Regions from separate parts of the Mus musculus genome. Here region 2 is linked to region 1. A link is a loop called in an ENCODE intact Hi-C map of the cell type or tissue named here. Cell type or tissue: heart. All regions are shown on one strand.

Region 1 (2,500 bases):
TGGCTTTGGGATGCTGTTGATAAAGGAGCACAGTGCTGATGCTTTCATTGGGACAGGGGGGCAGTGCATCTAGTTTTGGCAAAGAGCAGTGTAAAGAAAATATATGATGAAATGGTATCACAATATTATGTACTCTACTACATTAAAAAAGTACAAAGCTCTTTAACATTAGCAAACTTCTAAAATAACTTAGGCTATGAGGGTTGACTTATTTATTTTTTTCTCTCTTCTATGTGCATGTATTAATGTAATTATATGTAAAAAGAGGAACACTCAGTTTATCTCAGGGTCAGAAACAAACAAAGTCCTGTCTTCCATTATGAGCCCTGCCCTTAGCTAACACAGCATTTGTTCTGTTCCAGGTTTGAAGAGACAGCAGAGTTACTGAAATGCTCAAGTCGCTAACTGTAGAATGTTCTGCATAATCGCTCCTAGGACTTTGGCTACTTATATATATTCTATATTTAAGAATTCTGTATATAATTTTAATATACGATAGTTTTTATTAAGAATTTGGATTCTATTTGATATGTGAGCTTTTTCATTCTTAAATAAATACTTTTAATATTTTAAGCTGTATATGTGCCGATTTTCTCTTCCAGTTTTCTTGGCAAAACTTTCTGTCTCAGTATATTGCTCTTACAGTGTGAAGTCATTACAGCACGCTCTGTAGTTTTGTGTTGACATTCACTGGCAGTGAGCTAGGTAATATGTTTTTGAAAGTATGGGTTGGAAGACATGGTCTGCATCTTGCTGGAGATAGTCCAACTGGGACTTGCATATTGTACTCAGGAGGCTCTCATATGTACAATCTTAGCGTATGTGTTGGTGAACCAGTTGTAACGCTCACTGAAAACTAAACAAATCTAGTTCTTCATGGGTAGTCAGTGCTGCTTTATCACTGCAGTGGTGACAGCGGGCGTCTTCTGTGTGTTTGCTGAGGGAACTGTGTCGGGTGTGTGAATACTCTGCTCTATAACCCTAGACCGTCAGCCCCGACCCAGATGCTGGCCCTCCATGGGATATGCAGTGGAGGTGCTCTGCACTTTCTAATGATGGATCGTTAACAACGTTTAAGGAGAGGAAAGGTCTTAAAGTTAAAGTGAAAGAAAATCAAAGTCACTGAGAAAGTTACTATGTGAATACCTTCTAACGTTGTAAATGAATATATAGCAATAGTAATTCTGGGTAATAGTCAAAATTATAGGAAGTTATCTTTTTATTTTTTACATCAGTCACCTCATTATACTGTATAATTTTATTTTAATGTTAAGTAGAAAATTAAGCTATAACTAGAAATAACTTGAGGAAAACTTTAGTATTCTAAGAAATGTTTAATGTTTACACTTTTAAAGTGTAATCTTTTATGTTAGCATTTAGAAGCATACAACCTTGAATTTAGTAACATTTCCAAAGCATATCTAGAATTCATGTTTTTTGAATTTCCAGGTCACTTAAGTTAGAAAAATGAAGAGAATTCAGTTGTGAAATGCTGTTATGTCCCCAGTATGAGAACCAGCATGGACTCACAGCGCCACCTTGTGGTCTCCACGCCACTCCGTTGGCTTTTAATAAAACAAATGAATCCTCATAAAACTCCAGATTTTTGAAAAAGAACATCTTTCAAGTTTTTCTGTTGAAAGATAGAATAAAATTGTTTCTGTCCCTTTGTCTCTGTCCTCCTCTTTTCTCTTATCTGTTTTGGTAAGTTAAATTTTTACAAATGACAACTTGTCTTTATAATAGGCATTGAGTAATAGAGTAATACACTATCTCAGTGAGAGGGGGAAGAAATATACTTTGTGAGAGAAAATCTTATTAAATAGATCTAAGAATAATACACTTTGAACTAAATGAATCAAAATAGTCACACAAGAGAACCATTGACCCCACAAAGTGCTATGTAAAGAAGGGAGAAGAAAAACCTGGGAATTTATGTGCTAGGAGGTCTCTATTGAAGTCAGGAAAGCTCAGATCTATTTTTCTATTTGAAAATGTAGCTACATACATTTGAAGGTCAAGTGATCTTCACTGAAAAAAGGAGATTAGTTCTGCCCCTGACCCCACAAAAACCTGCAGTGCAAGCCTTTACCCACCCAGCCACGGCACAGTTCGTACAGTTATCTGCTTTTTGTGTAGTATCATTTATGTTCGGATTTTACAAATTTATTGTCTCACTCCAAAGTCCTCACCACAGACAGCAGCGGTGTCAACAGACCTGTAAGGTCCTATGGTGACTGTAAGCAGCCACAAGGTCCTGAGGAGGTGACCCTATGGTCCAGACAGCTACCATTTCCTTTTCTCTGTCATATCCCATAAATACAAAATGAGATGGACTATTTCTAATCTAATAGATATAAAATATAGAAAACAATAGATATTAAATAAAACAGCAGAAACTAGAAATTAGGAACAAATTTTCTTATGGTGTTTTATAACAACTTAAAAATTAATACAAATTAAAAAAAATGTATAGTAGTATTGTATACTTACCAAGAGA
Region 2 (2,500 bases), 900 kb before region 1:
CGTGGGCTGAGCTACCCAGAATAATTCATAATGGGTTCTATCATTCGAGGCTTTCTTGTTTAAAAGCCTGCTAAATCTCTCTGCCTGTCTTTCTCTGTCTCTCAGTCTCTGTCTCTCTCTTTCTCCATCTACTCTTCCTCCCCCCTCCCTGCCCCCCTTCTCTATGTGTTCCTGGACAGCCTTCTTTCTTCCCTCCTGTCTCCTCTCCTTTTGTCCTTCTCTGGTCCCCTCCCATATCTGCCTCTACCCCCTCCTCCAGGTCACAAATAAACTTCTTTTTCAAAATATTTTTCTTTTCTTTCTTTCTTTCTTTCTTTCTTTCTTTCTTTCTTCCTTCCTTCCTTCCTTCCTTCCTTCCCTTCCCTTCCCTTCCCTTCCCTTCCCTTCCCTTCCCTTCCCTTCCCTTCCCTTCCCTTCCCTTCCCTTCCCTTCCCTTCCCTTCCCTTCCCTTCCCTTCCCTTCCCTTCTCTTCTTCTTCTTCTTCTTCTTCTTCTTCTTCTTCTTCTTCTTCTTCTTCTTCTTCTTCTTCTTCTTCTTCTTCTTCTTCTTCTTCTTCTTTTTTAAGATTTATTTACTTATTTCTTGTATGTGAGTACACTGTCACTCTTGTTAGACACACCCGAAGAGGACATCGGATCCCATTACAGATGGTTGTGAGCCACCATGTGGTTGCTGGGAATTGAACTCAGGACTTCTGGAAGTGCTCACCGCTGAGCCATCTCTCCAGCCCTATTCTTTATTTAATTTATTTACATACCAAATGTTGCTCCCCTCCCCATCTCAGAGTTCTTTACCCCTCCCCCTTCCCCTTTGCCTCGGACAGGGTGCTTTCCCAGTCCACCACTGGCCACTCCACCCCCGAGGCCTTGCCTGGAGCATCAACTAACTCTCTCTCTGTCTCTGTCTCTCTCTGTCTCTCTCTGTCTCTCTCTGTCTCTCTGTCTCTCTGTCTCTCTGTCTCTCTGTCTCTCTGTCTCTGTCTCTGTCTCTGTCTCTCTCTCTCTCTCTCTCTTAAATGCGTGCTAAATTATCCGTTCATCTGCTTACTACAGTCATCTTCCATCCTCGGCCCTAGGATGTGAACAACCTGAGTTAGTATCAGAGCTTCCTGAGCGAATCTCCCCTTGTCAGCCACTCTTGCTCCCATGCATGGCAGGTAGATATACCCTCCCTCGACAGCGCGCTGCTCTTACAGCCTCACACCTTGGGCTCAGAAGGAAAGCGATTTCCAAGTTTCAAAGACAAACTTTAGAAATTCCGGTCACTCACCAGGCTTCTTGGGCCCTCCCTTTTGATGCAAGGTCATAAAGACTCAGGTTCTCACCTTGGTTTATGCTGTTGTTTGTTTTTTTTTACTTTATTTTATTTTTTTATTACAGGCTGTAGTTCTGCTTTATAAAGGAACAGGAAGTGAAAATAACCTTGGAATTCCAATCTTAAGTTGTTGTCGAGCGCCACCTGCTGTTTGTACTGAAAAGCAGCTTTAGAGGCGGGAAATATGCCTTTAATAAATACTTTAACCTATTGGCTATGTTTTACCACGGGAAAGAACCACGGCGGTGTTTTAGACAGCTGTCTGATTTTATGCAGGACTCAAGTCGTAGTAAAATAGCTCAAGAACAGTAGCTTACGCTATATTTCTTGAATTTCAGGTCCCGACTGTTCTTTAAGCCTACAAAAGAATTGAGTCGAAGTGAATTTCTGAAGAATATCCTTGTCCTTACTGCTGTTTCACAGGTGGACAAATAACATTTCCTGGACAGCCAACTGCTTTTTCCCCTGTATCTACACAGGATCTGTTTACTCTATGTGTCTCTTGACATGTGTGAATTGCAGTATAAATAATTTGCTACTGGTAATCGGCACAGATCATGAAAATTGCAAGGCAGGGGGTGACTCATTCAATTTTTATTGAATTATTGATTCTAAATTATTCATCCTCCCCAGCCTTTGCTCCCCTTTCCTGTGTATGCAAAAGACATACTTCTGGGCTTCCAATAGCTTCTTTGTCTTGACCAATGGGGCTTTCTTTGGTCAGTAGGGTGTGCTTTGAATGAATATGTGCCTGAGTGACTTCAATTAGGTCTGCCTTACCACTGACGGTCTCTACCAAAGCACAAAGCCTCCTCCCTCAGCTCCAGCTCCTGGAAGATGACATGGGTCACTGAACTAATCCCTAACAGAGGAGTTGAGCTTATCAGTCACAGCTGACCTATCTATGGTCAGCTCATGAGATGAATAGATGTTTTTTGTGTCTTTTAAATATTGTTGCTTGAGATCTTATTTTATTTATTTTACATGTATGGGTGTTTTGCCTGCATGCGTGTCTGGGCATCATCTGCGTGCAGTGCCCGAGGAAGGCAAAAGAGGGACCAGATCACCTGGAACTGGAGGTTGTTGGCTGATTGGGTTGGGTCTGGGAACTGAACCCAGATCTTCTGGAAAGGCAACCAGTGAGCCATCTCTGCAGTCCCTACACCTTTGTTTTTAATGTTTTCCA

Evidence for each region. A loop is a pair of places that touch in the nucleus more often than their neighbours do. Peaks named below come from ENCODE experiments on the same cell type or tissue, not always from the same donor. Only the 100,000 strongest peaks of a DNase experiment are listed, where the experiment ranks them.
Region 2: a loop joins it to region 1, with 3 times the contacts of the local background. A loop is called at or near these places in 5 of 42 quality-filtered maps.

What each region holds. Positions count from the first base shown.
Region 1 is chr8:56,529,595-56,532,094 of GRCm38, reverse strand. Cep44 (centrosomal protein 44) reads left to right here. Exons shown (of 11, transcript NM_001009951.1): 11 at 363-573. The coding sequence ends at 405. Among named protein-coding and RNA genes, the nearest start is that of Gm24375, 9.3 kb to the right of the region's middle. In heart, a CTCF peak has its summit at 1,536 (motif pointing left); no DNase peak of the experiment used is centred here.
Region 2 is chr8:57,428,352-57,430,851 of GRCm38, reverse strand. No RefSeq gene overlaps it. Among named protein-coding and RNA genes, the nearest start is that of Scrg1, 26 kb to the left of the region's middle. In heart, a CTCF peak has its summit at 1,464 (motif pointing left); a DNase peak (open chromatin) is centred at 1,451; H3K27ac peaks cover 317 bases.